7 separate regions of the Mus musculus genome follow, and all the other regions are linked to region 1. Evidence: chromatin loops called from intact Hi-C (ENCODE). Cell type or tissue: heart. All regions are shown on one strand. Each heading gives the region's core, and the rest is flanking DNA. Links, peaks and the distances in the headings are about the cores only.

Region 1 (4,444 bases), core at 251-4,250:
ACACCTTTAATCCCAGTACTCATGAGGCAGAGGCAGGTGTATCTTTGTGAGTTCGAGACCAGCCTGGTCTATGGAGTCCGTTCCAGGACAGCCAGCCAGCCAGGACAGAGAAACCCTGTTCTGAAAAACAACCCCCACAAAGAAAAATAACCTTAGTGCTATAGAAGGTGTAAATTTGAGTGTATGTTAATGATATCGCAATGCACCTGTCTAAAAAAGTAAAAGCTGGCTGACAAGAAGGCTCAGAGGGTAAGGTCATTTGCCTGATAGCTTGTGTTATCCCCAACACCTAGAAGATGGAAAGAGACCTCTAAAGCTGTCCACCCTCCGCAGCCCCGCTCTCTCAGCCCTGTGCTCACAGCCACAGTCCCTCCTTGGCTGCTCAGTCCTCCAGTCTCATTCCCACACTTCCTTGTGCCCTGAGAGCTCTCAGAGCAGCAAACTTCACAGAACTATGTGCTGCGTGCCTGCCTCTGTCCCAGCGATGCGGGCAAGTTTCATGTTTGTTCTGTTACCTGGAGATTACGGATCGTGAGGGCTCAGCAAAAGCTCTTAATGGTACACAGCTATGAGGGCCATAGTTCTTGCCCTGAAGGGTCCGGGCTCCAGCTCAACGGTAGAGCTGCCTAGCATGCATGAGGCCAAGGTTCAATCCCTAGTCACGAAAAATAAAACAAAAGCAAATGCAAACTCTTGACTTGGAGTAGATGATACATGAGCACAGCAGACAAGAGAGGAGGAAGCCTGGGCTACTTCAGACAGCAGGTTGGAAGTGGAAAAGAATGAAGAGGGGAAAGGAGGAAAAAGAAAAAAGGTAGAAAAGGAAAGAGGTGGGAAGGAAGGGGAAGAGATGAGACAAGACTGTCTTTTTTTCCTAAAGATTTATTTATTTATTGTATGTGAGTGCACTGTAGCTGTACAGATCGATGGTTGTGAGCTTTCATGTGGTTGTTGGGAATTAAATTTTAGGACCTCTGCTTGCTCTGGTTGACCCCGCTCGCTGTAGCTGACTTCAGACAAACTAGAAGAAGGCATCAGATCTCATTATGGGTGGTCGTGAGCCACCATGTGGTTGCTGGGATTTGAACTCAGGACCTTCAGAAGAGCAGTCAGTGCTCTTACCCGCCCAAGACTGTCCTTAAAGAGCTCACATAAGCACTCATATAAAAAGGAGACTTGGGCTGATGAGAGAAGGCTCGGTAGGTTAAAAAGCACTTGGCACCATGACTGATGTCCCGAGTTCCATCTTCAGAGGAAGGAGAGAAGTGACTCTTGCAAGGTGTCCTCTGAACACATACATATGTGAGAAAAATGTTTGAAAAGTCTCACCATGTAACCTTGGCTTGCCTAGAACTTGCTTGCTATGTGACTAGGCTGGCTTCAAACTCGAGGCTCATTTTGTCTTTGTCTCCAGAGTGCCAGAATTAAAGGAAATTGTAGAAAAGTCACAACAGCCATGTTTGTAGCACAAGTGTGTGATCCCATCTTGGGGAAGTGGAGACAAAAGGACCTCTGGGGCTCTCAGGAAAGCCTAACAGGGGCCCCAGGTTTTACTGTGCTCAAAAGCAAACTAGTGGTAGATGTGGTACAAGCCTTCAGTCCCAGCACTAGAGGTATACAGACCCCTGGCAGAAGGAACGAACAACTTATGCCCAGGCCCTGTTCAGCTTAAGGCCTGACAGCAGGACAGAGGGAGATGTGGGCTATGGAGAAAGTGAGGGCCAGCAGGGTCAGGGGAACAATATGTGGCCTTGTGCAAGTCATTGCCTTTAGTTCTGAGGAGCAGTTTTGGGTGGGCCAAGCGCCCTCTGGTGGTCATGAGAGAACAGCCGGAGAGGGCGAGAAGAACAGGCAGGTATCAAAGTACTTTGTCCAAGAGAGATGGTATGAGGCACACGGTGAGAGCTCTAGAAAGAAGCAAGATTCGAGATGCATACACAGGAACAGAAAACCTAACTTGAAAATTCGCTGCACCTTTCTAAAGGTTTTGGTCTCCGCAGCTGGGAGCATGGTGCTGGCTTTACTGCAGACAGCACAGGTGGCAGAAGCTGGCTCGAGACTCTATGGCCAGCATCCTTCTAGCCCTACGTGTCTCCGCCGGAGCCTCACAGGGGTGCAGAGAAAACAGCCCCGTACTTCCTGGATGTTTTCTAAGTGTGCGAGCCGCATGCTTTTGAGCACCCGTGAGCGACGCCCAATGCTGCCGACTCAGGGACTCTGGGATGCCGAAGCCCAGGGCAGTCACATCTGGGTCCCCAAGGAGACCCAAAGGCTGGGATGCCGCAGGACATTATCGGGAAGAACGGGAGCCTTCTCGACGGTGACCCAGACACGGGCTTGCCTTGCTGCTCCCTTTCTATCCTGAGCTCCTAAGGCGATGACAACCGGAACGTAGACTGGTCCCTGACTAGCAGTCAGAGATTCTCTCTCCGAACATTAACCGGTTCCGGAATGCATAGGCGCCTGCCTAGGTCCCCTGAATACACTACAGGAAGAGAAAGCAGACATCCGGAGAGAGGCCTTAGAGTGAGTCTGGAGCAGACTTAACTTCTAGGAATGGGGTGGGGTTATTTCGGAAGAGCCTTTTCATCGTTTTAGCGCTGGAGGGTAGGGGGCACTTCCCAGGCTACGCAGGAGGTCGAGGCAGAGTCCTTATTTGCAGTGGGAGGGAAAGCTGACTGAAGGGCATCCTGACCCAAAAACAGAGCGCTGGAGTCTGCTGCCCCCTACAGGACACTAAGCAGGCAGGAAACCCCAACCTCGAAAAGGACAGACTCCTTGGCTGCTGTGACAGTATTGCCTAGGGCAAAAGGCTTGCCTCTCTGAGACTCAGTGGTCCACCTGTGAATAGGACAATATCCCCTTAACTGACTTTGCTGGTTTGACTCTGACATGCCAGTCTTTGTAGCTCTGAGGGAGAGTCCAAAAGAAAGTTGAGGAACCTGTCCAAGGGTTGTCTCTCCAAACAGACATACAGAGTGAGTAAATGGGCGAGGAATGAACAGGCACCATGTATTCCAAAGCCATACTCCCAGGCTGAGCATGGCAGCGATGCCTGTAATCCCAGCACTTGGGAAGTGGAGGCAGATCAGAGATTCAAGGTCAATCTTGACTTTGTGGAGGGGTGTAGGAAAAAGACACATTGAGGCATTAACAACGCTGACTTCATCTATGAAGGCCCAATTACTATTACCTGTTTTGTTTTAAGATTTATTTATTTTGCCGGACGTGGTGGAGCACACCTTTAATCCCAGCACTCAGGAGGCAGAGGCAGGTGGATTTCTGAGTTCGAGGCCAGCCTGGTCTACAGAGTGAGCTCCAGGACAGCCAGGGCTACACAGAGAAACCCTGTCTCGAAAAACCAAAAAATAAATACATAAATAATTTAAAATAAAAAATAAAATAAATAAATCTTTTTTTTTTTTTTTTTGGTTTTTTCGAGACAGGGTTTCTCTGTATAGCCCTGGCTGTCCTGGAGCTCTCTGTAGACCAGGCTGGCCTCGAACTCAGAAATCCACCTGCCTCTGCCTCCCGAGTGCTGGGATTAAAGGCTTGCACCACCACGCCCGGCTGATTTATTTATTTTAAAGAGTTATTATGTATACAGTGTTCTGCCTGCATTTATGCCTGCAAGGCAGAAGAGGGCACCAGATCACATTATAGATGGTTGTGAGCTACCATGTGGTTGCTGGGAATTGAACTCAGGACCTCTGGAAGAACAGCCAGTGCTCTTAACCTCTGAGCCATCTCTATAGCCCCAGCATTTTGTTTCATTGTTTTGTTTTTGTTAGGACAGGATTTCTCTGTGAAGCTCTGGCTATTCTAGAACTCACTCTGTAGACCAGGCTGGCCTCAGAACTCAGAGATCCCCCTGCCTCTCCAGTGCTGGGACTAAAGGCGTGCGCCACAACCCAGCTGGTGTTCCTGTTTTTTATTTTCTTTGAGACTGAGTTTCATGTAGCTCAGGCTGGCCTCAAGTTCTTTGTAGGCAATGCTGACCTTGATCGGATGCTCGTACCTCTATTTCCAGAGTGCTGCACCACCTTGCTTCTTTTGTGCTGTGCTAGGATGGAACCCAGGGCTTTCTGCATGCTGGCTTAGCACTCCACCAACTTGAGCCGCACCCTCAACCCCCAAATTACAATGCACTCCCATTTATTTCCTCGCATACGCCTTACTCTGAACCCCAGAGAATTTTCCTGGGCCAGTGGAGACTTGTCTAAGTAGGAGGATGTCTGGAAGCCTATCAAGGAGAAACTGAGGCAGGAATGCAGTAAGGAGTTAAAGGAAGGCAGGCAGCCGACAGGAATCCCAGCGCTGCAGGCCCACAAAGGTAACAGCCTGGGTTTGAGGGGGGCTAAAGTCTTCAGCCCCCGGACTTGAGAAGGGCAAACATACATGCAGTATAATGTTGGCTCAGCCCCAGGCTGGTTTGACCTTCCTC
Region 2 (4,444 bases), core at 265-4,264, 83 kb before region 1:
GGTAATAGGCACCACAAACAGTCATTTGTGCCTCTGACTTTTGGAATTTGGGGAAATGGACTTTTTCTGGACCTGACCACACAAAGACTGTCATCCTGGGATTCCTCCCACGGACGCTCCAACTCCTGATAGCTCAGCCTTAGTTGCTCACACCCATAACAAGAACCCTGCTACTGCTGCTACAGCATAAAGTACACTAACACCCTACAGGAAAGGCCGGCTTATCGGCTTTTCGGAAATGCCTCCTCTGATGCTCCCCTCAGGAGGGTTAGCTTCATGCATGCCTGGCTAACTCACTCCTCCCAAGTCATCTCTGAATTCGCGGTTCCCCCTCTCTCACTGCCACAGACTTTTTCCTGGGAGGATACAGCACACAGACATCTACTCATCCTTGAAAGAGAACCCACACAGACCAAAGTAACCATTGCACTGAAGTCTGATGTCCTACAAACGACATCCTACCAGGGTTATAAACAGGAGTGTGTGTCAGGGTTGCTTATAAGAAGGGTTGACTCAAAAGCAGGCCCTAGAGTCTCTGCTCACACTGTGAGTCCCCTCGCCCTGTCATTGACTCTTTATATAAAGCTGAGCTCAGGGGCCTTCAAGAATCTTCCATGTTACTAACCTTTTATTTTTTAATAGACCTGGCAGAAATGAAGATATCTAGAGAGACTCGTCCCCACATCTCTCAATCTATCAGACCATAAAATAATGAACTCCAAAGAAATGGGAATTTCCCCAGGAATCTCATGGTGGGCAAAAGAAAGGGCGCCAGCCAGAGGGGGAAGAGAAAGTCTTCTGGAAAGAGATTTCACCCAGTTCTAGGTTTTGCAGACCAACTTACAGGATGAGACTGAAGCCCAGACAATGGTGGGTCAATGGTGGGCGGGACCACACCTTGACCAAGACTGCTTAGATGTGAGATCCTTGTACCTTTAAACCATGATCTCACACCAGAACTTAAGAGTGTCCCTTCCCCGAATCGCTTTCTAAAGTGCCACCATTGAATAAACCTCTTTTTTTCTGCTTTCTACTTTTTTGGTGGGGGTGGGGGGGCAGATTTTTTTCGAGTCAGGGTTTCTCTCTGTAGCCCTGGCTGTCCTGGAACTCACTCTGTAGATTCAGAGATCCACCTGCCTCTGCCTCTCTAGTGCTGCGATTAAAGGCGTGTGCCACCGTCCCCCGGCTTTGCTTTGTACTTTTTGTTTTGGGTTTTTGTTTTGTTTTGTTTTTTGAGACAGGGTTTCTCTGTATAGCCCTGACTGTCCTGGAACTCACTTTGTAGATCAGGCTGGCCTCGAACTCAGAAATCCACCTGCCTCTGCCTCCCAAGTGCTGGGATTAAAGGCGTGAGCCACCACGTCCGGCATTGCTTTGTACTTTTAAGATTTATTTACCTGAACAGGTGTTTTGGCTGCATATATGTATGCACCACATACTTGCCCAGAGACCTACAAATATCCCTCTGACTCTACTTCCCTCAGTCGTGGCACACTAGCACTCACCCACACACATACATATGTATTTTTTTGAGACAGTGTACTCCTGACAGGCCTTTGATTATGTAGACTACCTGCCTCTGCCTCCAGAGTGTTGGGATTAAAGGTGTTGGCCACCACGTCTGGTCATAAACATAATTTTTTAAAATCCATAAATAAATAGCCTGGGCTGTATTGGTAATCCCACTACTTGGATATCACAAGGCGAGTCAGAAATTCAGAGTCATCTTCAGCAATATAATGAGATGCAGGGTCAAACTGGGATACAAGAAAACCGGTCTCAAACGTCAGTCAAATCAAAGCTTAAAAATGACGAATCAGCTCCTTCGAAAACGCAACCGCCAGGGAGGGCTGGGCGGTGCCAAAGTAGATCTTCCGGGAGGAAGCCATCTCCAATTGGACCACTCCCGGTGGGCGGGGCTTCTAACGGCTAGACAGGCCTGAATTGGTCAGTCTGCAATAGCCTCAGCCAATCAAGATGACGAAAGTGCCTCGCTCCAGCTTGCGCAGGCGCTTTTGGGCCGCAGAGGCGGGCGCTCTGCGGGTTCCTGGCTCCGGGTGTGCTTCCGGGCTGGTGGAGGCGTGACGTCAGGGAGAGGGCAGGTAGGTACGGGGTGAGGACCGGTCCGCGACGGCAACGGGGGTGGCAGGTCCTCAATCCCACCACTGCGTCCTGGCACGGGAGATGCTGTATCTGCGGACGCGAGCGGGTTCCCAGGGCCCAGCCTCCGTTTTAGGCCAATGGCACCTCTAGGCGTCTTCATGCTGAAGATGAGCCCTCCTAGCCTGAATTGAAACATAGTGCTTGGGAACAGTAGCTTGGGGGCCGGCAAGGTGGCTTAGCTGGTAGTGGCGCTTGTGGCCAAACCTGACAACATGAGAGTTCGACCCCTGAGCATGTTGAAAGAATCGATTCTTGTAGGCTGTTCTCTGATCTACATTCTCACTTCGTTGCACACTCTGCCAACACACGCAGAACAAATAAATGTAATTTGTAAGGGGCTGGCGAGGTGGCTCCGCGGTTAAGAACTTGACCTGCTCTCTAGCAGAGGACCAGGGTTCAGTTCCCAGAGCTCACAGCTGCCTGTATCTCCAGAGAATCCAACCCTCTACCCTTTCCGGTCACCTGAACTCACTTCTGCACACACATACACATAACAAAAATATTTTTTATAGTTGTTAGTAAGTAGGAGAAATTTGAAATTGTCACTTTTCTTTGTCCCATGCCTGTTCTTCTCAATACTTAACACCTGTCATGACTCCCAAAGGCAGTCTCAGCGGCTGAATCCTTTAGAAAACTTTTTTTTTTCCCCAAATGGAGAAACTGGGATCCAGGTAGCCCCTGGCCCAGAGTCAGGCAGCTAGGAAGCAGCAGAGAGGAGATTGATGCCCAAGCTGTGGTCTGCTGTGGCATTTGAGGTCAGGAATGACCCTTGGCACAGAAGAGCCCCTGTGCATCCACCTGAGCAGACTGGGTGTAATCTGGCTGTGATACTACCTGTGGTGATTAGCCATTTAAGACTTCAGAAGCTGAGGCTGGAAGATCTGGAGTACTAGGCCAGCCGGGATTACACAGAAAGGCATGTCTCCAAAACAAACATGTTCAACATTGTAAAGCAGACCCCAAGCACATAGCACTTCAAGCTGGGTGTCCACACTACCAGCCCATACACTTTTTCATTATAGCAAACCCCAGAGTCACTCCCGCTCCCATTTCCCTCTGTTTTTAATTTTTGTTTGTTTTGATTTTGCTTTTTGAGACAGGGTCTTCCTGTCTGGTTCTGGCTAGCTTGGAACTTGGCTTTGTGGACCATACTGGTCTCGAACTCAGTGTGTACCCTCCTGGTTCCACACACACACACACACCCCGAATGCTGGGATTAAAGGCATACACCATCACTCCCTGGTCTGTATTCTCTTCTGACAGGCGATGAGCAGGCACTCCACAACAGTCAGACCCAGGTCCGCAGCTGGTAAAGAATGGAGCTTGAATTTAAACTCAGGTAGCTGTGCCTCGCAAACCTGGCTGGGCATTGAAGTACTTGGCCACCAAAGGTATCTGGGTCAGGACGTGTGATGATGACTCAGTAGGTGAAGACACTGACACCAAGCCTGGCTATCTGAGTTCCATCCCCCATGTGGGGGAAGGAGAGAGTTAACTCCTCCTCTGACCTGCACACAATGGCACAGTCACACCTGGACACACACACACACACAATGTTTTGTTTTAATTTAGGGGTGGAGAGATGGCTCAGTAGTTAAGAGCACATACTGCTTTTCTGGAATATCTGAGTTCAGTTCCCAGTCCCCATGTCAGGTGACTCAACGGCTGCCTGTAATTCCAGCTCCAGGGAGTCTAATGTCCTCTCCTAGACTCTCTGGGCACAAGCACACACTATTTAAAAATAAATTTCTCTTTTAAAAACCTTACCCCTGGAGGTGGTGATGCACACCTTTAATCCCAGTGCTTAGGAGGCAGAAGCAGGTGGATCACAGAGCGAGTTCCAGGGCTAAGGCTACACAGAAAAACCTTGTCTCAAAAAAAAAAAAAAAAACAGATACAAACAAAAATAAAAAATCCTCAAGACAGCTGAGAAGAGTGGAGAAAATCCTAAATAAATGCAGTTTCTGAATTCTGGCACTTCAGTTTGCATTTGAAGCTTTGCCCCACACAAACAAATGCCCTGCCAACATCAGCCTCTGATGCTCTGTGAGTCCTCCGGGATCACTAAATGAAGAAAGAGAAAAGGAATAAAGGCCATGGTTACTCCTAAGTGAAGCAGAAAGTTGATTGTAGATAAAAGGGAGAGCAGGGGCAGAGACATCTGGGGAGCCCAGAGTGCCAACGTGTCCAGATTGAGCCAGACCATATGGGAGAGAGGAGAAGGTGCAGCACCCAGGTGGGCAGACATACAAAAAGGAGTGGGTAACTCAAATGTCTGGGT
Region 3 (4,000 bases), core at 1-4,000, 150 kb after region 1:
AGTGTAGCGCTTGTAATCACAACAACAATAGCTGGTTCTGGTATGGTTTGGGGTTCAGGGTCCAGGGGAGAGTGTATCTGGAAACTTCATTTCAATTGCGCTAAGTAAAGGACAAAGAAAAAGCACCTTGGGAGGAGCCCCGGGGAACAGCATGTTTTCTGAGACAGGGTCTTACCCTGTGAAGCTGGCCTCTAACAATCCTGCTTTCGTCTCCTGTGTGCTGGGATGACAGCTGTGAACTGTCGGGTGTAAACTGTCAGTCACCCGGCCCACTGTTGAGTTCTTTCAGAAAGTAGGTGTACTGCATACATTTTAAAGAAGAACAGAGAGGTTAAGTCACTCTCCTCAGGTCACGGTGTTGACTTAAGAGCAAGGGATTCAGACCCCAAGCAGAGCAGGGTGAGGCATGAAGTTGGTGCAGGGCTGGAAGCTTAGCCTGGGGCTTAGGCTGTGCCAACGAGCATCTCTTCCCAATCTCTCCTCACAGCCATCCCAATAGAGTCTGGGAGGTGAAGGTGCCTTCCAAACAGAGTTGGGTGACCATTCCCCGGGAACAGTTCACCATGGCTGACAAACTCCTCATCTGGGGGACACAAAAGGGACGGCCTCTGTGGTCCTCTGTCTCTGTGAACCTGGAGACCCAAAGTAATGAAGCGTGGGCGGGGGTGGGGGGGGGCATAGTGCAGGGAGCGTGGGAGGGTGGCTGAAGGCCTGAGCTCAGTGCACTCTGGCCTCCCATTTGCAGTGAAGCCAGACACACCCCAGATCTTCTCTCAAGTGGATATTTCTGAGGAAGCAACCCTGGAGGCCACTGTGCAGTGGGCGCCGCCCGTGTGGCCACCGCAGAAAGTTCTCATCTGTCAGTTCCGGTACAAGGAATGCCAGGCTGAAACATGGACCCGGGTGAGTGTCTGGGCTTCCTTCCTACTCTCTCTGCAGAGGATGGGACAGCATCCCGAATCCTACAGAGCACAGTCTCATTTGGTGCCTATCACGGAGTCACCCCAAGTCCTTCATAGATGGCCTCACAGGCAACTTGGTTCATTTGTTGCTTATTTTTTGAGATAGAGTCTGGCTATGTAGCCAGGCTGGCCCAAAGCCATGGTCCTCCAGCTTTGTCTTCCTGAGCGCCAGGATGACGGGGTTTCGCTGCCATCCCTAAATTCTGCCCAAGTAGCTTTGGGGGATGGGTACTGTATGATCCCGGCTAGCCTGAAACTCACAGAGATCCACCTGACTCTGCCTCCCATGTTGGGATTAAAGGTGTGCAGCACCACACCTGGCCTGCATGGGTTTCCTAATCAGTTAAAATTTTGTCTCAAAAAAAGGAAATAAATAAAAGGACCAACGCGCAGGCGGGGGCTGGGAGATGGCTCGGTAAACAGTACCTGACACACAAGCGTGTGGCCCCGCAGCCAGTGAAAGAGGCGGGCACGGTGGCACCATGTAACCTCAGCAGAGGCAGTCAGGCAGACCTCAGGACTGACCCACCTTCCAGTCTAACAAATGAGTGAACTCCAGAGTCCGGGAGACATTTGGCTGAGAAAATGAAGTGGAGGAAGAGGGAGATGACTCAGTGGGGAAAGGCAGTGGTCATGAATACTTTATGACCTCAATTAGATTTCAGGGACCCACACAAAGGTAGCTGGAGAGAACTTACTCTATACTTGTCCTCTGACCCCCTCCCCACGTATACAATATACACAATAATACACAATAGTAAATAAAGTTTAAAAATAATAAGATGTTGAGCAACAGAAGACACAACATCAACATCTGTACACACATACATCTGTACACACACACACACACACACCCCAAAGGTTTCATGTAACTCAATGATAGAGGTCCTGCCTAGCCTTGTGTCAGAGCCAGGACCATAGCATTGGAAAAAGAAGAAAAAAGTCTTCTCAACAGAGGGTGGCCCCATCTGTTTCCCCAGCTGGAGCCCCAGCTGAAGACAGATGGGCTGACTCCTGTTGAGATGCAGAACCTGGAACCTGGCACCTGCTACCAGGTGTCTGGCCGCTGCCAGGTGGAGAACGGATATCCATGGGGCGAGTGGAGTTCGCCCCTGTCCTTCCAGACGCCATTCTTAGGTGAGGACAGCTCCACTTGTCTTGCACTTTTGGGCCTCAGCCCACCACCACCACAGGCCAGGCAGTCTTGTTCATCTAACTTCACCTGTCTTTTCTCATCCTCATCAGATCCTGAAGATGTGTGGGTATCGGGGACCGTCTGTGAAACTTCTGGCAAACGGGCAGCCCTGCTTGTCTGGAAGGTGAGCCTCATGACCAAAGGGGCTTGGGAACTTATCAGCAGCAATGGCTTCCTCTGCTGCCCCCTGGAGGTTTTTTCTAGGATTGCAGAGCTCTCTTGAAGCGCTAGTTGTGCGAGCAGGAGTTGGTGGGGTCTGCCTGTAGGGGTTCTGAGGTGTGTTGGTTGGGACAGGCAGGAGAAAGAAGATATGAAGGTCTGGATTCAGGACATGATATCAGTGCAGCTTGGCAAGATGTAACACATGTACTAGACTCAGTGTCTATGTCCATAGCACGCTGCCGGGCTGCCCCTGCGCTGCTGTCAACAGGTAGAAGAGCCTATCCTAGTCTCCTGATTCAAGGTGGCCCACACCTATGATCCCACCTGCTCAAGAGATTGAGGCAGGAAGAAAGCATGTTCAAGACCAGCCAGAGTGAGTTCAGGGCAACTTAGTCTGAACAAAAAGTTTTAAAGGGGGACTCAGTGACAGAATACTTAGCAAGAGTGTATGAGATTCCAGGCTCCCCACTCAGCACTGAAAAAATTCTGTTGAACATCTAATATCTGCTGGGCATGGCTGAACTCTACAAGGAATAAAACATACCATGACTCTTGAGCCACACAGCTAAATGTCATCCATTTAGTTCGACATGTGTTTATTGTGCATGTGAACATGCAGATGTGTGTGGGTGCCTGCACGTGAATGTATGTATACACATATGCATGCACACATGTAGGTAAGTGTATTCACACATGCGTGCAAAGGCATATATGTTTGTATATGGTGTAAATGCATGTGTGTATACCATTTATACTTTCTAACTCACAGAGATCCACCTGCCTCTGTCTCTTAAGTGGTAGTATTGAAGGTGTTAAATATTGTGCCCTGCTAGAGTTTTCTGGAATCACTTAAATTATTACACATTCTCATCCTTGTACATTTCCACTGGGGAGGAAGTTACAAAGCCACAGGGGAGGGAGCCGGAGGTGTGCAGCAGGGCAGGAGCCCTTAATCAATGTTCCAAAGCTCTTAGGTCCTGCTGGAGTGCAGCCCAGAAATAGAGCTTCCCTGGAGTGTCCGAGGTCATGGACTCTAGCCACAGCACTGCATGAGCCAGATGTGATGGGGTGCAGCTGGAATCCCAATGGGAACCAAGGGGGCCAGGGACGGTTCAAGGCCATCCTTGCTTAGATATAAAATTTGAGACCAGCCTTCTGTATGTGAGATGTGTGCATGCGTGTGCACTCGTGGAGGTCAGAGGACAAGGGACAAGGGGGTGAAGCAAGCTTGAATGAAAGAATTCAGTCTCAGGAACCACGTAAAAAGCTGGATGTGGATCTGGAGAGATGGCTCAGCACTGGCTGCTCTTGAAGATGACCCAGACTCTGTTTCCAGAACCCACATCTCAGCTCCACAGCTGTCTGTAGCTCCAGTTCCAGGGATCCAATGCCTTCTTTTGGTCTCTGAGGAATTTTTTTTTTTTTTTTGAGACTGGGTTGTTTGTTTTGAGACAGGGTTTCTCTGTATAGCTCTGGCTGTCTTGGAACTCAATCTGTAGACCAAAGTGGCCTTGAACTTGAATTCACCTGCTGGGATTAAAGGTGTGTGTCACCATGCCTGGCTAATGAATCTTGAAGTCGTCGTCATCATCATCATCATCTGGGTGTTGTGGTGTACTCACACACACACACACACACACACACACACACACACACACACACACACACTAAGATAAATGTA
Region 4 (4,444 bases), core at 182-4,181, 99 kb before region 1:
CCAAGACTACCAGCCCAGAGATGGTCCCACCCACAAGGGGTCTTTCCCCCTTGATCACTAATTGAGAAAATGCCTTACAGTTGGATCTCATGGAGGCATTTCCTCAACTGAAGTTCCTTTCTCTGTGATAACTCCAGCTGTGTCAAGTTGACACAAAACTAGCCAGTACAATTGACCCCTTGTCAACTTGACACACAAAAACATCACTAGTAAGCCTCAACCCTTAGTTCTTATTCATCTCCAAGATCTTAAATAACTTTAAACGTCCCACAGTCTTTACATATTCTTAAAATTTCAATCTCTTTAAAATATCCATCTCTTTTAAAATCCAAAGTCTTTTTACAATTAAAAGTTTCTTAACTGTGGGCTCCACTAAAACAGTTTCTTCCTTCAAGAGGGAAAATATCAGGGCACAGTCACAATCAAAAGCAAAAGTCAATCTCCAACCGTCCAATGTCTGGGATCCAACTCACGATCTTCTGGGCTCCTCCAAGGGCTTGGGTCACTTCTCCAGCCAGGCCCTATGTAGCACACGCGTCATCCTCTAGGCTCCAGATGCCTGTACTCCACTGCTGCTGCTGCTCTTGGTGGTCATCTCATGGTACTGGCATCTCCAAAACACTGCATGACCCCTTCAGTCCTGGGCCTTCAATTGCAACTAAGGCTGCACCTTCACCAATGGCCTTCCATGGCCTCTCACAGTGCCGAGCCTCAGCTGCTTTGCGTGACCCCTTCATGCCTTCAAAACCAGTACCACCTGGGTGACCCTTACATATTACCAAGTCCCGCTGCAGCAGGAGTACAACCTTGGCCATCTCTGGAACACAGCCTCTTTGTTCTTTCAGAAAACACTTCCCAGAAGATGTCACCTCAATGATGCTGGTCTCTTCTTAATCACCACTAATTTCTTAGCTCCAGCTAACCAGCATCAATAGTCCCAGTAATGCAAAATTTTTGCTTTGGTAGTTCTGGTATCTTATTAATCACAGCTGATTCTTCAGCCCCAGCTAACCAGAACTACAGAATCTTCACAATCAAAGCAGCAATGGCCCTGAAAAGAGTCTTTAATTTTCCCTCTGAAATTTCACAAACCAGACCTCCATCTTCTGCACCGTTCTCAACATTATCTTCCAAGCTCCTACACAACATCTGACAGAGCTCTTAACAACAAATGGATCTTCAAGCCCAAAGTTCCAAAGTCCTTCCACAGTCCTCCCCAAAACATGGTCAGGTTGTCACAGGAATATCCCACTCTGCTGGTACCAATTTGTCTTAGTCAGGGTTTCTATTCCTGCACAAACATCATGACCAAGAAGCAAGTTGGGGAGGAAAGGGTTTATTCGGCTTACACTTCCACACTGCTGTTCATCACCAAGGAAGTCAGGACTGGAACTCAAGCAGGTCAGGAAGCAGGAGCCGATGCAGAGGTCATGGAGGGATGTTCTTTACTGGCTTGCTTCCCCTGGCTTGCTCAGCCTGCTCTCTTATAGAACCAAGACTACCAGCCCAGAGATGGTCCCACCCACAAGGGGTCTTTCCCCCTTGATCACTAATTGAGAAAATGCCTTACAGTTGGATCTCATGGAGGCATTTCCTCAACTGAAGCTCCTTTCTCTGTGATAACTCCAGCTGTGTCAAGTTGACACAAAACTAGCCAGTACAGGTAGTGTTTATGGGTGGTGTGTGTGGTATTGAGTGTATGTGCATATACATATGTGTGGAGTATGTTTATATGTGTGGATGTGTTTATCTATGCTATAGTGTATATGGTGTGTATAAAGAGATATGTGGCTTGTGTATATGTCAAGTATTGTATTTGTATGTGTACATATGTATTGTATGCATGTGTATGTACATATGTTCGTATGGTGTGAATTGTGTGTGGTATGTGTATTATGTACATGTATGTGTGTATATGAGCAGATATATATGGATCTGTGGTGCCAGAAGAGGGGATCTAATGCCCTCTCTGGCTTCTGTAAGCATCAGGCACATATATGGTGCACACGCACACGCACACGCACACACACACACACACACACACAGAGGCAAACAATCTGATATGCAAAATAAAATCCCTTTCATTTTAATGTTTATTTTATGCATATGAATGTCTTTGTTGGTTGGGTTTTCATGTTTGTTTGTTTTGTTTTTTTGTTTTTGAGACAGGGTTTCTCTGTATAGCCCTGGCTGTCCTGGAACTCACTTTGTAGACCAGGCTGGCCTCGAACTCAGAAATCTGCCTGCTTCTGCCTCCCGAGTGCTGGGATTAAAGGTGTGCGCCACCACTGCCTGACTCATATGAATGTTTTATTTGCGTGTATGTCTGTGCACTGTGTGCATGCCTGATACCCATAGAGGCCAGAAGAGGGCACCAGATCCCTGGGAACTGGTAAACAGCTGTGAGCCACCTAGAAACTGAACCTGGACCCCCTGCAAGAACATGAAGTCTTCCTAACAACTGAGCCACCTCTCCAGCCCTTAATTTTTTTTTAAGGAAAGTAATCTTGTTCCGTTGCTATCTTGGATAGTAAGATCATCAAGATGGAGACAGCCCTGTGACTTGGCTGCTATCATAATGGTATCATCTTGATGGTGAGGACCATATAACTTCATTGCCATCTTAGTTAATAAAGTCACATGGCATAAAACACCAATCAACATAAACACCCATAAAGTCACATGGCATAAAGAACCAAAAATATCAAGTTTAGGGGAAGCACCCATAAACCTTCAGGAGATCAGCAGGCCCTTAGGATTTCCTGCACCACAGACAAGCATATGACCCAATCTTTTTGTTTGCTTGTTTTGCTGCTTCCGGTGTGGAACCCAGAGCCTTGTACAAGGTGAAGCAGTGGTCAGCCACACTCCCAGCACACCCCCTCTCCTCTTAGGTCTGTTAGACAGTTACTTTATTTTGTTTACACAATGTTTTTGTAAGTGTCAGCTGTGTTGGTGAAATCAACCCAGTGTGGCTGCCGTCCTGGAATTCTGCAGCCTTCTAAAAAATTCTATAACTTTAAAAATCCAAGCTCTCTCTACAAATTCAATGTCTCCTTAAAGTTCAAAGTCTGTCAACTATATTAAGCTAAAAAAAAAAATCAGTTACATACATTCTTAGTCTAAGAACAGGGCACAGTTTTAGTTAGATCAAAGTAAATTCAAAACCCAGATGTATACATAAACTCTTTAATGTGTCCAGCATGTGGAACTCACACTCTTCTGGGCTCCCACAGGGCTTCAGCCCCGCCATTTCTCTGCCTCTTCCATCTTCAGTACAGCTTGTCTCATTAGGCTCCAGGCACTGCCGGCTCGTCATTACCCCTCAGTCCTTCAGCTTCCGTACTGCTAAAAACTCTTGGGTGGGTTGCCGTGAACGCAGAGACAAGGACTGATGACATGTCAGCCTGGAGTTTTCTCCAAGCAGGTCTGTGGGGGATGGGGGTTGTTCTCTGTGTGGGTGGGGCTGCGGGGGGAGGGGGAGGGCAGACTGGGTTTCTCAGCTTGTGCGTGGGAGGGCAGGGCTTCCAGCCTAAGAAACATATTGCAGGAACAGCCCTGAGAGTCTTTGGGAGACTCTGAAACTTCACAAGCCAGACTTCCACGGATTTATCTCATCATTCTTATCTTTGAAGCTTCCACACAATAGTCATTAAACTTGGAATACGGCTTTTTTTAGGCCCAAATTTCCAAATACTTCAACAGCCATCCCAAAATAATTCAGTCAGATCCGTTGCAACAATTGCCCACTCTCAGCTACCAATTTCTGTGTTAGGTTTCCACAGAAGCTAATCCCTGGGCCAAGGAAAAAAGGTGCGATTTCTGGGTCCCAGGAAGAAGAGGAGGGGGACGAGACAGAGAGAGGTCTTTTCAGCCAGACTTTGGGGAGAGGAGCATGAACCATGTAAGGCCTGGGAGCAACTAGAACTGGTGGTGGTCTTCGCCACCTGCGGAATTTTGATATAGGATAGCTGATGAGTTTAGAACAATAGATCCTGTGCCTAGCCATTGAGTTATCTGGCTAGTATTTAAATATTAAGGTTGTCTGGTGTTTTTCATCTGCAGCAACTCAGGTGGGCAGGAGAAAGGACACAGCCATGGGGAGGTCTTTGGCAACTGGCTGAGCTAGCTGTGGGGTGATTGGCTGGTGTAAAGTAATCGCAGCTCCCTGGGTTCTTGGGAAAAGCAAGCTCTCGAAAAAGAACAAGCACATTTTTAAAATTACACGCAGCAACTTAAAGCTATGGTGGAGTAAAGTATTTGTTTAATCTTACAGTTGACCCGCCATCATGAACAGAAGTTGGGACAGGAACTAAAGCAGAAGCCATGAAGGAATGCTGTTTACTGGCTTGCTCCTGGAGGCCTGCCTTGTCATACTGCCCAGGAGTGACACTACTCACGGGGCCTGAGGCATCCCACGTCAATCACTAACCATGAAAATGCC
Region 5 (4,444 bases), core at 183-4,182, 170 kb before region 1:
AGGACCCTACATTTCAGTCCACAAAGCCAAGACAATCCCCGGGAGGCCCTTCTCCCTGGTGACTCTAGATTCTGTCAAGTTGACAGTCAGTGCTAACCCTGGCACTCAGGCCTGGAATCCAGAGACTGCAGGATCACAAGGTAACACCTGCCCGTGCATCAGGATCCACTTCCAGCAATAACTCAGCATGCAGGAAGCAGACACAGGCAGCGCTCTGTGAGGCTGAGGCCAGCCTGGCCTACCTAGCAGGTTCCAGGACAGCCAGGCCTACATAGAGTGCCCCTGTCTCCAAAAAAGAGAAAAGAAAGAGAGAGAGAGAGAGAGAGAGAGAGAGAGAGAGAGAGAGAGAGAGAGAGAGAGGGGGGGGGGAGGGAGGGAGAGAGAGGAAAAAAACAAAAGAGAAAAAGAATTTTTTTTAAAAGAATAGAAAGAAAATTTGCTGCCTCAAAAGCAACAAACAAAATTTCTTCAAAATACTATATATTTTATGGATATCCCCATTTCCATTTTAATTCACATGATATGTTTAGCAGAATATATCTATAAATAAACAAAGTAAATACCCAGGGATGTGCTGAAAAATTGTCTTCTTGGCAGGAGTAGAAAACAGTGGAAGAATACCTGACTAGAATACTCTAGAATACCTGACCTCCACATCCACACCACCCCACACCGCTCTCCAAGTGCTTGCTCACAAAATAAATACAATCTATTAAAATGTGTTTTACAAAAACCACTTTCTTGGGCTAGTGAGATGGCTCAGTGGATATGAGCACGGATTGTTTTTCTGAAGGTCCTGAGTTCAAATCCCAGCAACCACATGGTAGCTCACAACCATCCACAATGAGATCTGACGCCCTCTTCTGGTGTGTCTGAAGTCAGCTACAGTTTACTTATTTATAATAATAAATCTTTGGTCTGGAACGAGCAGGGACTGAGCGAGCAGGGCTGACTGGAGTGAGCAGAGGTCCTAAAAAATTAAATTCCCAACAATCACATGAAGGCTCACAACCATCTGTACAGCTACAGTGTACTCACATACATAAAATAAATAAATAAGTCTTAAAAAGAAAAAACAAAAACAAAACAAAACACTTTCTTGGCCCTAAAAGTTTCTTTCCTGAGTCAGGTGGTGGTGGCACACACCTTAAATCCCAGCACTCTGGAGACAGAAGCAGGAGGATCTCTGTGAGTTTGAGGCCAGCCTGGTCTACAAAGAAAGTTCTAGGACAGCCAGGACTACACGGAGAAACCCTGTCTCCAAAAGGCGGGGGGGGGGGGGGGGGGGGGAGCGGCGGGGAATCTTCTTGCTGAAAGTCTGTGCGAATACTCATTGCAACCTTTTAAAGGTCTCATTGCTTCTGAGAAAAAAAAGCAAGAAGAGCATGAATGCGGAGAGACCGAAGAGGAAGGGTGGGGAGAAGCCCTGGAGAGGCACAATCTAGGTGCTTTGGTTACTAGTGAAGGACGGATTGGATGGGTTGGACAGTGAGTGTGTGGGTGGAGGAGGGAGAGGCAAAGTAGGCGAACGTGGGAAGACATATGGTTGGGGTAACTGATGCATGGGTAGACATACTGAGTGAACAGGTGGACACATGCATGGGAGGAAAGCCGGATACATGGCAACACCTAAGGGTGAGGAACGCGGGTCAGTTTGCCGCCGCCCATAGATGCTCAGACATACCACCAGGTGTCGCCATAACCTTAGGAACTACCTCAGAGGGCACGTCAAGTAGGCCTGCTTCACATCCAGCCATAACCTTAGGAACTACCTCAGAGGGCACTTCAAGTAGGCCTGCTTCACATCCAGCCTACCAGACGTGCTCAGGCCCACCTTGCATTCGTTCCCGCCCATCAGCACCCACAGGCTTCCCCTTCTCCAGGAACAGTGGCAGCTGCAGATAAGCAGGGTGACCACACACACGCAGCCTCCCTGGGATGGCAGGGTATGAAGACTGAGGGACTTAAACTGGTTCCTGTCTTGCTAGCATCAGCGGCTCCTGCTGTTACTCATGGGTACATCACAGCCATCAGTGTCAGCCCAGGAAACCACCCCAGCTTTACACCTTTGAAATAAAATGTTATTAAGCCCTAGCAATCCGCTTAGAGATGCAGTGGCAAAGGGATTGTTTGTAGTTGAACCTTTCTCCAAACCACTTCCCATTAGCTATCAGCGTAGCTCGTTCCCTCACAGCTGGGCCAGAGTACCTCTGAAGGCAGAATTTCCCAGCCTTTCCCAACATGCCCCACCTCCCCGCACCCTACCCAAGTCCCCAGAGAAAGCACTTGTCCCCTCTGCCAGTCCTTTCTGGCTCCACTGCGCACAAGGGATCCGGGTCTTTTACAAAGCCGGTTCAGAGTATTCCAGGCAACCTTAAGGCAGAGGGTTGATGGACTGTCAAGGGACAACTGGAGTCACCCACACCATATCAGCGCATTCTATCCCCTGAAGCTTGCCAGTTCAGGCTTGGCTGGCCCACAAGCCCCGCACAGCTCCCTTACAGCCTGCCCCGTGAATACTCACTCCCACTCTTTCCTTCTGGCCTGAGGGGTGCTGTGCATTTTGTGCGCCTGGTGGGCCAAGATGACATCCCGGTGGTCCACCACGCCACCACGCCGTTTCAGAGTTGGCCCCTCGAGGCTTCCGCTCATCTGCTGTGACCACGGGACATGCAGAGTCCTGGATGAGCCTGCCAGGGTGCAGTCCGTGCCTGGGTACCTTGGGCTGTGCAGGAGCTCATGACTGAGGGGAGAAAGCATGGGGTCAGAGCCCCAAGAGGCCCTCGGCATCCATGGGCCTCGCTCAGATATCCCAGGAGAGGAAACTGGAGGGAGAGAGGAGACAAGGAGAGCAGAGTGAGAGAAACTGAGGGGAGGCCAGGGCTGTGCGCGAGCAGGTGTGAACAGCAGAGGCCACCCCACCCTGCGCCCGGAAGTTCAGCGCCCCAGGCCCGGCTGCCAGGATTGAGTATTCCCTTGGCAACTGGGGGGCAGGAAAGACACTTCTAGCAGTTGCCGGGCAACACAGGCCATGGGTTGAAAGGGCGCAAGGGTGTGGCTGATGCTAAGCAATAGAACTACCTAGCTCCAGATCGAACTGGGGTGGGGTGGGGAGGGGTGGGGGAGGGGTGCTTTCTCACATCTAGATGCTCCCTTCTGCAAAGTGGACCCTCTAAAGCCCTTGCTTTCTGTGCTCTGGACCTGCGTCCAGTGGACTTCAGATCCCTGATGGCAAGTTCAAACTCAGTTGCACTGGACCAAGAGGCTGGTCCTGATCTGCTTCCTGTGTAGTTAGAAAGCACACCGAGAGCCTGTCTGTTAGTTTCTTTGTCTCGATGTTTTATTTATTATATTCATGTGTTTGCAGTGTGCATGGGGCACTGGTATGTGCATATATGTATGCGGAAGCCAGAGATCAACATTAGGTGCTATTCCTCAGGGGCTACCACCTTAGTTTTTTAGACAGAGTCTCTCACTGGCCTGGAATAGAGTAGACTATGCTAGCTGACCAGTGAGCCTAGTCTAGTCTGCCTGTCTCTGCCTCCCCAGCATCATGATTCTAGCTTGTACCACCATGCCTGGCCTCTGTCCCCACCCCCACCCCCACCCCCGACATGACACACACACCCTAGGGATTGAACTCAGGTCCCAATATACTAAGCTATCCCCCTAGCCCTTTATTTTCTTCTTGTTGTTATTTAAATTGTGTGTGTGTGTCTGTGTCTGTGTGTGTGTGATGGGTGTATGGGTGTGCCGTGGGCCATCTGTACTGATCAGAGGACAATGCTGTAGGCATCAGTTCTCTCCCTCCATCCTTGGGCTCCAGAGACTGAGCTCAAGCTATCAGGCTTGGTAGCAGTGGCCTTTACCCACAGAGCCATCCTATACCTTTCCGATTTTGCTGTTTTTTTATGTGCACGAGTGTTTTTCCATGCAGTCTGTGCATTGTCTGTGTACACACCCTGGGAGGTAAGAAGATGGTGCTGGATCCCCTGAAATGGGATCCTGCCCATTGTTAACCACTATGTGGGTGTGGTGTGAACTCCAGTCCTCTGCAGGAGCAGCCAGAGCCTTTAGCCACGGAGTCATTTCTCCAGTCCCTATTTTACTAATTTTTGAGGCTGTCTCACCTTGCTGCCAAGGCTAGGCTGAAACTCACAATCTTCTACCTGAGCCTGGACAGTGCGAGGCTTATACATACGCACCACCATGCCAGCTCTTTAATCTGTTACTTTGTCCTTGGTTTAATTCTATTTACTTGCAGTATGGAGGCAGAGTCGGAGCACACCACGCAAGGACTCGACTCCCAGCTCTTTTTCACTTTCTGTTTCGCCAAGTTTGTCATGAAACTTATTCTTGTAGCCCAGGCTGGCCCCAAACTTGTGATTCTCCTGCCTTAGCCTCTTGAAAAGCTGGTATGGCAGACAGGCCTGTACTGTCAGCC
Region 6 (4,444 bases), core at 262-4,261, 70 kb before region 1:
AGCCATCCCTCTTGTGCCAGAGTCTGAGGATGACCGCAGGCTGGCTGCCCTGCTAAGGTTGCACACCCTGGACTGTGAGTGCCAGCTCCCGACTGGGAGGTCCTTGGGAAGCAAAGGTTGTAGGGTTTGGAGGCACTTGGTCCCTAGAGCCCCTGTTATTTAAACTGGTGGGAAGAAAGCTCAAGACTAGGGGTGTGTGCTCTGTGCCCACTCTGCCCCTGAACTTCTGGCCCTTGTCCAATGCTCCCTTTTCCCTACAGCTTATGAGGACAAGCAGCGAATGAAGCGGACAGAGATCATCCACCGCTCTTGGTTCCCCTCAGCCCAGGGACCCAGTGCTAGCAGCAGCAAAGCTAGCAGCGTCCTGAAGAAGCTGTGCCAGGGCCGCAGACCACCCCCCAGCAGCACAGGCACGGTGGGGGACCTGGGCATAGTGAGGAGAAAGTCTCGAGACGTTCCAGAAAGTCCTCAGTGTGCAGCAGACAACTCCTTGTCAGAAGAACAAAGAAGGCCACCAGGAACCACCCAGGGTAGCAAGACACTTGAAGAGGCAGCAGAAGCATCCAGGACCAGCAAGACATCAGAATCCAAGAGAAACTGTAGTGATCAGGCCTTCCCCCTAGGTTCCTCCCAGGAGGACCTGCTGAACCCCAACACCCCCAATGCCTCCCTGGTGGCTGACTACTCTGACTCAGAGAGCGAGTAAGGGAGTCAGAATTCCAGGACCAGAAGCCATGACGCGTCCAGACCTTAGGGACTGGCACATTGCTGCCAGCCCAGATACAGACCTACCTTCCTATACAGATTATTATTTATTTGGTTTTGGTGAGAATGCCTGTGCCTTGATGTAACCCTGATACCTGAGCATTAAAGTGCTGTTCTTTGTCCCTGCCTTGTTTCTAAACTCATCTAGTAGCTGCCCTGCCCTCACTTCCAGCCAACTAAGCAGATGCTGCTGCATCGTTGTGACGGCAGTGTGGCCCCACAAAGCCCGATGAAGGGTTTGAGATACTGACCAAGATTGGCCACGGCCTGGGGTGACGTCCCCTTATGAGGTGTCAAGGACTACATAAGGAAGGTTGAAAGAGGGCCAGGCTGCTGGAGCCAGAGAAATAAAGCTAACGGCAGGCAGGAAGAACATCCAAACTCCATGTCATGGGCTGGTGTGGGTCACTCATAGTGGCCAGCCAGTAGGGATGTTTGTGAAACAACCTCAAAAACACCCTAATCCAGCCAGGCATAGTGGGCAGACAACCGTCATCCTGGCACCCCAGCAATAGAGACAAGGTGTGGTCCAGCTTTAAAATAGGGTTTCTCATGTATCCCTGGCTGTCCTGGAACTCGTTCTGTAACTATTGTGGAGCCAGATTCACAAATATATCTCTACCTCCTGAATGCTGGAATTAAAATCTGAGGTTTATTTTTGTGTGTTTGCATGTTGTGAGTATGTTGTCTCACTGAGGTTTGAAAGAGGGCCTTGAATCCTTTAAAACTAGCGGCAGTCGTGAAGCCTTTGGTCCTCTACAAGAGCAGAATGCACGCCTAACCATTGAGCAATCTCTTCAGGCCCTGAGAATAAACGTCCCTCATGGTGCTTGCTTTTTTTTAAAAAAATGGAGACAAAAGTAGTCCCACGGAAGGTCGTTTGACACGCTGATTAAGCGCTGGGTGTCTGTGAGCCGTGGATAGGCAGAGCTGAGAGTTCCAAGTCATCGCTTCAGTAACGGATGGACGATTTCCGGCAAAAAAATAGCCCCATCACCAAGCATCTTGGAGCTAGAACTCGGCCTTGGGAGAAGTTACAGCCACTCTGGAAGACGCTAATCGCCCGATAACCTAGGAGCGCGTGCGCATGCGCACGCGGCAGGACGCAACTCCGCCCCGCAGCCTGTGCAGGATTCCTCGTGGCCCTGCAGGGTAGGCAACATGACACTGGAAGCGATCCGCTACTCGCCCGGCTCGCTGCAGATCCTCGACCAGCTGCAGCTGCCAGAGCACTGCCACTATGAGGCACTGAGCTCCGTGCAGCAGGCTAGTGAAGCCATCCGCGCCATGAAGGTGCGCGGAGCCCCGGCCATCGCGCTGGTCGGCTGCCTCAGCCTGGCCGTGGAGCTGCGGGCCGGCGCCGGCGGTCCCGGACTCGCTGCTCTGGTGGCCTTCGTGCGAGACCAGCTGCGCCTCTTAGTCGCCGCCCGGCCCACCGCTGTCAACATGGCCCGCGCCGCCCGCGATCTGGGTCAAGTGGCAGCCCAGGAGGCGGAACGAGAGGGTGCCACTGAAGAGACCGTGCGGGAAAGGTACGGGATCCTGGACCAGTCTTGTGTGCTCTGCCCAGCTTTCCTCTCTACCATTTTCTTTCCCATCCCACTTCCGGTCCAGCCACTTGGTTCTTACTGCTTTTCTGTTGCACCGGTACGGCTCCTGCCTGTGGCTGAGACTAGAGTCTAGAGCATTAAAGCACTGGAGTTAGAACTTCATCTCCAGGTTCCTGCTCCTTCCCCTCCCCTTCTGTAAAAACACCTTGTCCCTGATTCTGCCCCTTCCTGTTCATCAACTGCCTCTCCCACCATGACGTCATCATCACAGAGGTAAAGGGTTTCCTCCTGTTTACTGCTGTGCGTCAGCCCCAGCTCCTGGCTCACTTATATTAGTGATCAGAGTGGAAGTGTCCTCAGGCTCTCAGAACCCCACCTCACCTTTAAAGGGCGGCCCCTTCAAAGTTAGCCAGCTCCCTTCCAACAGTGCTAAGAGCTTCTTCTGTCCCCAGAGTGATCCGCTTCGCCGAGGATATGTTGGAGAAGGACCTCAAAGACAACCGGAGCATCGGGGACTTGGGAGCCCGCCATCTCCTAGAGCAGACCAACCCCAGGGGTGGCAAGGTGACCGTGCTGACCCACTGTAACACGGGTGCTCTGGCCACTGCTGGCTATGGTACAGCGTTAGGTGAGGAGGCACCTTCAATTGTTAGGGCATGGGACATGTTATGGGATGCAAGGCAAAGCAACTGGAGCTGGGGGTGTAGTTCAGTGGCAAGAGTACTTGCTTAGCTAGGGCTGGCTCAGCAGCTTAAAAGTATGGACCCCTCTTGCAAAGACCTATTAAGTTCTCAGCACCCACAGTAACTACCTGCAGCACCCTCTTCTGGCCTCCACGAGCACATGCCCTTACATGCATAGAGACACACATGTACATAATTAAAAATAAACACTAGGGCTGGAGAGATGGCTCAGTGGTAAAGAGCATTGACTGCTCTTTCAAAAATCCTGAGTTCAATTCCCAGCAACCACATGGTGGCTCACAACCCGTCTGTAATGGGATCTGATGCCTTCTTCTGGTGTGTCTGAAGACAGCAACGGTGATGTATTCATATGCATAAAATACATAAATAAATCTTTAAAAATAAAAATAAATACTTTAAAAGAGTACATACTTAGCTTAGAATACACAAAATCCAGGATTTAGTCCCCAAAACTCAAATGAAGAAACTACTTCAACCACAGAAGTGTAAATATTAGTTTTGTTTTGATTTTTCAAATCATATTTTGTGTATACCTGCTGTGCATATGTGTACCATGCATGTACATTGTGCCCAGAGGACAGAAGATGGTTTTGGATCCCCTGAAGCTAGAGTTACAGATGATTATGAGCCACCATGTGGGTATTGGGAACCAAACCCAGGTCCTCTGTAAGAGCAGCAAGTTCTCCTAGCCACTGAGCAGTCTCTCCAGCCCCGCATATTAGTTTGTTCGTTTTTCCTACTCCCAGTATAGCAGCTCCTGTACAGAAACCCTTGGGGAGTTGTCTGCAGGGGTGGCTACATCAAGGAGTCCAACCCATGCATTAGAACCCTGGCCCTCCCTGTGCACATGGATTGAAGTAGTTCTGCTATCAGAGTCTACAAACTTCCCCGGGTCACCTGCCTGGCCTGGCCCGCGCCACATACCTACAGAAGGGGCATAGTGTCAACTCCCAGAGGACAGAGGAGCTGAGAGTGACACCCCCTGAGTAAGTGGCCACAAGATAGCAATTTGGGAGTCAAGGCAGCAGATTCCTCCTGGCCCTTGGTTGTCCCAGAAGCTCTGCTGTCTGCCAGAGTCAGAGCTCAATCTCAGAAAGAAGCTCCTGTGCCCCGTTTATTGACTCCACTAACAGTCATGAAGCAACTACTGACTGTTGCAGCGAGTGAGAACACAGTGATGAACCATGGGAGAGACACCAGGCACCTGCAGCCTAGAATACAGAGAGGAATGACAAGGGGCTTAGAGGCATGGGTGAGCAGTGGAGCACGACTGAGAATCCTCCTCCGAGGAGCTGTGTGTGTGGCTGTAGAGCACTTGCCTCCAGAATGCAAAGCTATGGGCTCCTTGCATCCCCAGCAAAACAGACAGAAGGCGCTAAAGGCCACTCAGCAGGCTAGGACAAAGAAGGTCATCTTTCAAGGCTT
Region 7 (4,444 bases), core at 248-4,247, 43 kb before region 1:
AGATGGGAGGGTAGCCTGGGACTCAGAAGCCCAGGAACCATAAAGCTCTAAGGGGAAAAGGTGTCCCAGCAGAAGGACATCCTCAGACATGGGGGCCCAGGAGCCACACAGCTCTGAGAGGAATGCTTCTTAGCAGAGGTGTTGCAGTTCCTGGAGACCAGGGTGGGGGGAGGGAGGGGTTCCCCCAGCTGAGCTGAGGAACTCAGGAGCCTCAGCCCTCCTCCACTTGTTTGCTTCTTCGCTTCTCTTCAGTAATTCTTTTCTTCTTGGTTTCTTCTGATGAGAGAGTCACACCAGGCAGAAAACCTCATGAAGGAGATTTCTTGTAGGATCCAGGTGTGGACAGATGAATCCAGGGATGGCTGCCCTCTGCTCCCAGGAGCAGACAGCAGGGAAATGAACAAAGGGCAGGGCTGTAGGATTTCTGAGGGGGTGGCACTTTTCAGGGCAGAAGTTTCCAGATTGAGGATTGGTGGTTTCAAGTCTAGCTTGGGGAGCTCAGGAATTGGTGGGGTTTCCTGTTCAGGCTTGGGTGGGTTCTCCTGCTCAAGGATTGGTGGGTTTGTGTGGGAAAATCAGGGATTAGTGGGGTTTCCTGCTCAGGGATTGGTGCCTTTTTTTCACCCCGTTTTCACTGCACCAGGCCAATGGGTTAGGGTGGGAAGTCCTTCCTGGCCACAGGCAGCTTTGTCTGAGGAGCCATCTCTGTGGAGCTGCTTAGGGAGGTTGGAGAGAAGATGTAGCCACCGTGGACAGCTCCTGCAGTGGTGTTTCAGGAAAGCCTTAGGCTAAGACAGGAAAGGTGTCCACCGTGGGCAGCTCTGGAGGGAGAGCTCCTGCCGAGGGGGAAAGGAGGTGCATCACCGTGGACAGCTCCTGTGACCGATGGCTGCAGGCAGAGGAGCTGTGGGGCACTGCCATTTTAACAGGAGCCGCCATTTTGACAGCTCCTGTCAGGGGCACCTTACCCTGCCTGTAGGCTAGGACAGCTGCTGCTGTGATGACTTTTGCAGAGCACCACTTAGGGACTTTACTCACACCTTTAATACTTTAATCCTGGCACTCAGGAGGCAGAGACAGGCATCTCTGAGTTTGAAGCCAGCTTGGTCTAAATGGCCTGTTCCTGAACATGCAAGGGTACACAGAGAAACCCTGTGTCAAAAAACCAAAGGTAAATAAACAAGGTGAAGAACAATTGAGGCCATCCCCCCAAAAAGATCAGGTGGTTTTTTTTGTTTTTTCCAAGACAGGGTTTCTCTGTGTAGACCTGGCTGTCCTGGAACTCACTCTGTAGACCAGGCTGGCATCGAACTCAGAAATCCACCTGCCTCTGCCTCCCAAGTGCTGAGATTAAATGCATGCGCCAACACGTCCGGCCTAAGATCAGGAGTTTGGATTTAACTTTATCAAGCCATTCTAAACGCTTGTGACTAATTCACCTAGATATTAGAGTGGCATGTGGAGATCATCGTTGCTGTGTGTGCACAGATGGTGAAACTGAGGCATGAATAGATTAAGTGGTCCATACTGGGCTTCTCAGCAGAATTGTGCATCAAGGTCTTGCTGGGGTGATCCAGTCTCCTCGGTGTATGTTTTGTCTTAGGGTTCCACCTGAGTGGGAACATCAGAGAAGTGGGGGGCCCAGGGGCGATCCCGTCTCCTCAGTGTGTGTTTTTTCTTAGGGTTCCACCTGAGTGGGAATATTCGAGAAGTTGGGGGCCCAGGAGAGCCAGAGCATCTCTACCACGTCTCCATCAGCTTTGACCGCTGCAAGATCACATCTGTGAGCTGTGGCTGCGACAATCGGGACCTCTTCTACTGTGCCCACGTGGTGGCGCTGTCATTGTACCGCATCCGTCATGCTCGCCAGGTGGAGCTGCGGCTGCCCATCTCTGAGACTCTGTCACAAATGAACCGGGATCAGCTTCAGAAGTTTGTGCAGTATCTCATCAGTGCACACCACACTGAGGTGCTGCCTACCGCCCAACGTCTTGCTGACGAGATCCTCCTGCTGGGCTCTGAGATCAACCTGGTTCATGGTGAGCAGAGGGAGGGAGGGGCCATGATGCCCTGCTTTGGGGGTGTGACACACTGAGAGACAGACACATCCTAAGGTGCCTGAGCCCAGGGCACCTGGGCAGTTAGAAACAGGGAAGTTGTAACACTGGCCTGTCATCTCAGGACTGGGGAGGCTAAGGTGGATTGAAACATAGTGCCACCCTGTCTCATGTTCAGAGAGAGAGAGGGAGGGAGGGAGGGAGGGAGGAGAGAAAGAGCAGAGGGTTAGTCCCAGGGTGAGGTGTTTCAGAGTCCCAGGGTAAAGACTTAAAGATGAGAATCACTGAGTTATGAATGAGGTGTGCAGTCCAGGAGGTATTGGAAGGGAGGGGTCTGCTGCTGGTTTGTTTGGCTATAATGGTAGAAAGGTAACAGTAATGGATGGGAACTAACTCGGGTCATGGGATGCTGGGTGGATTCTAGGAGGTTATGATTCATCACCAGGGTGAACTGGTGCCGTGGAAGAGTATGGGGATAAGCAGATGGGTAGATCAGTACAGTGCAGTGAGGGGACTAAGCGTTGGAAGGGTGGCTGGGAAGAGATGGCTTGCATGGGACTCTGAAAGGCCAGTGGGTATCCAGGGATAGTGGCACACACCTTTAATCCCAGCACTCAGGAGGCTGAGGTGGATGGATCTCTGAGTTTGAGGCTAACCTGATCTACATAGTGAGTTCCAGGACAGCCAGAACTATAGAGTGAGACCCTTCCTTAAAAAAAAAAAAAAGCCAGGCAGTGGTTGCGCACATCTTTAATCCCAGCACTTGGGAGGCAGAGGCAGGCGGATTTTTGAGTTCGAGGCCAGCCTGGTCTACAGAGTGAGTTCCAGGACAGCCAGGGCTACAGAGAACCCTGCCTCGAAAAAACAAAAAATAGACAGACAGACAGACAGACCAGTAGGTATGCATGCTGGGGACTGGTAGGTAGTTGTTCTGGGAGGAGCATGGAGCAGTGATAGGTGTGATGGAGGCATGTTTGTGGACCAGAGTAGCTCAGGAGTGCACAACATGACTGATGGGTTGATAAATCCAAGGCGAAGTAGTTTGAGTGTCGAGACAAGTCCAGATGGTGGGCAGGTGGAGTCATAGGATGAGTGCATACATTGAAGGTGGGCTGGAGGCAAGACTGGTGAACCAGGCTGTGTACAGAATGTGGGTGTGGAGGAACTGGTATGGAGATGAGGAGATGGATAGAAACTGGCTTACTACGGATGGGCGGTGTCTGGTAAGATGATGGATGAGGAAATGGATGAGTGACTGATGTTTTGTGGAAGATGAATGGATACAAACAGTGTTTCCATAGTACCTGACTAAGTGAACGAAGGGGCTTGTAGTGTTTGGGACCAATGCCTGGATGGACAGATGTATTCATGGTAGAATATTAGGTGGATGGAAGAGAATGGTGGAGGGATGGATGGTTGGATAAATGAGTGTGTAGAGGACAAATGGATGGGTGGTGAGTTAATAGGTGGATTGCTGGTATGGTGGAATGGATTGTGGACTTTGGAGGAATGGACACAGCAAGAGTGGACACTCTACTCTTGTCCCCGCAGGTGCCCCAGATCCCACAGCGGGTGCAGGCACAGAAGATGCCAACTGTTGGCATCTGGATGAGGAGCAGATCCAAGAGCAGGTGAAACAGCTGCTGTCCAATGGTGGCCACTATGGGGCCAGCCAGCAGCTGCGCTCCATGTTCAGCAAGGTGCCAAGGCTGGGGCTGGGCAGAGTAGAGGGCCCGCCTGGTATGCACTTCTCTTTCTTACCACTTGTGTCTCTGCACAGGTGCGGGAGATGCTTCGAGCACGGGACTCCAATGGGGCACGCATGCTAATCCTCATGACTGAGCAGTTCCTGCAGGACCCTCGCCTGGCCCTGTGGCGGCAGCAAGGTGCTGGCATGACAGACAAGTGCCGGCAGCTGTGGGATGAGCTGGGTGAGGCTCCCATTCATGTTAGCATCTGTGCCCCAAATCTCTTCTCTACTTAGCATTATTAAGTATTTCCAACATGCCAGCCACCTACTGGGTGCTGGAACTCCCAGAGAGAACAAAACACAAAAGTCTGGCTCTCCTGGGATTAATATCCAGTAGGGAAGATCATGATTAATGTTATATGTTTTGGACTAGGGATATAACTCAGTGGTTGCAGGCTTGCATAGTATGCATGCTCCAGCAAATGTGGATGGATATGTTCATGGATGGGGAGTGGATGGGAGGATCCATGCTTGCATAGATGGTTAAGTGCTACATAGCTTTGTCCCATGGTGTCCCACATCCTCCAAGGCACAGACATCTGGGATGCCCAGGGACCTGACGTAAAACCAGCCAGTGTTACAGAGACTTTGTACATACCCTTTCTGTATAGTTTTGTCTTGTTTTGATTCAGGCTGA

Evidence for each region. Hi-C counts contacts between places; a loop is a spot of excess contacts. Peaks named below come from ENCODE experiments on the same cell type or tissue, not always from the same donor. Only the 100,000 strongest peaks of a DNase experiment are listed, where the experiment ranks them.
Region 2: a loop joins it to region 1, with 2.3 times the contacts of the local background. A loop is called at or near these places in 16 of 42 quality-filtered maps.
Region 3: a loop joins it to region 1, with 4 times the contacts of the local background. A loop is called at or near these places in 20 of 42 quality-filtered maps.
Region 4: it touches region 1 in a loop (7-fold over the local background); 17 of 42 quality-filtered maps call a loop at or near these places.
Region 5: it touches region 1 in a loop (7-fold over the local background); 20 of 42 quality-filtered maps call a loop at or near these places.
Region 6: a loop joins it to region 1, with 4 times the contacts of the local background. A loop is called at or near these places in 2 of 42 quality-filtered maps.
Region 7: a loop joins it to region 1, with 2.0 times the contacts of the local background. A loop is called at or near these places in 3 of 42 quality-filtered maps.

What each region holds. Positions count from the first base shown.
Region 1 is chr8:84,184,915-84,189,358 of GRCm38, reverse strand. No RefSeq gene overlaps it. Among named protein-coding and RNA genes, the nearest start is that of Mir181c, 8.2 kb to the right of the region's middle. In heart, for the core only: a CTCF peak has its summit at 1,807 (motif pointing left); DNase peaks (open chromatin) are centred at 1,768, 2,138 and 2,698; H3K4me3 peaks cover 1,089 bases; H3K27ac peaks cover 1,820 bases.
Region 2 is chr8:84,268,000-84,272,443 of GRCm38, reverse strand. Ccdc130 (coiled-coil domain containing 130) reads left to right here and starts at 2,042. Exons shown (of 10, transcript NM_026350.3): 1 at 2,042-2,102. In heart, for the core only: a CTCF peak has its summit at 1,855; a DNase peak (open chromatin) is centred at 1,963; H3K4me3 peaks cover 1,694 bases; H3K27ac peaks cover 1,538 bases.
Region 3 is chr8:84,037,577-84,041,576 of GRCm38, reverse strand. It overlaps Il27ra (interleukin 27 receptor, alpha), which reads left to right. Exons shown (of 14, transcript NM_016671.3): 3 at 488-645; 4 at 746-903; 5 at 1,943-2,099; 6 at 2,208-2,281. Among named protein-coding and RNA genes, the nearest start is that of Il27ra, 3.0 kb to the left of the region's middle. In heart, for the core only: a CTCF peak has its summit at 2,350 (motif pointing left); DNase peaks (open chromatin) are centred at 881, 2,306 and 3,336; H3K27me3 peaks cover 1,887 bases.
Region 4 is chr8:84,283,788-84,288,231 of GRCm38, reverse strand. No RefSeq gene overlaps it. Among named protein-coding and RNA genes, the nearest start is that of Ccdc130, 16 kb to the right of the region's middle. In heart, for the core only: a CTCF peak has its summit at 2,369 (motif pointing right); DNase peaks (open chromatin) are centred at 2,371 and 3,371; H3K4me3 peaks cover 513 bases; H3K27ac peaks cover 489 bases.
Region 5 is chr8:84,355,206-84,359,649 of GRCm38, reverse strand. It overlaps a transcript of Cacna1a not described here. Among named protein-coding and RNA genes, the nearest start is that of Gm23626, 23 kb to the left of the region's middle. In heart, for the core only: a CTCF peak has its summit at 1,687 (motif pointing right); a DNase peak (open chromatin) is centred at 1,689; H3K27me3 peaks cover 1,647 bases.
Region 6 is chr8:84,254,743-84,259,186 of GRCm38, reverse strand. It overlaps Mri1 (methylthioribose-1-phosphate isomerase 1), which reads left to right and starts at 1,863. Exons shown (of 5, transcript NM_026423.4): 1 at 1,863-2,297; 2 at 2,768-2,943. The coding sequence starts at 1,927. It overlaps Ccdc130 (coiled-coil domain containing 130), which reads left to right. Exons shown (of 10, transcript NM_026350.3): 9 at 1-74; 10 at 261-1,420. The coding sequence ends at 706. In heart, for the core only: no CTCF peak of the experiment used is centred there; DNase peaks (open chromatin) are centred at 1,866 and 2,728; H3K4me3 peaks cover 1,964 bases; H3K27ac peaks cover 2,433 bases.
Region 7 is chr8:84,228,336-84,232,779 of GRCm38, reverse strand. Zswim4 (zinc finger SWIM-type containing 4) reads left to right here. Exons shown (of 14, transcript NM_172503.3): 3 at 1,683-2,039; 4 at 3,609-3,757; 5 at 3,838-3,988. Among named protein-coding and RNA genes, the nearest start is that of Zswim4, 6.5 kb to the left of the region's middle. In heart, for the core only: a CTCF peak has its summit at 1,831 (motif pointing right); no DNase peak of the experiment used is centred there.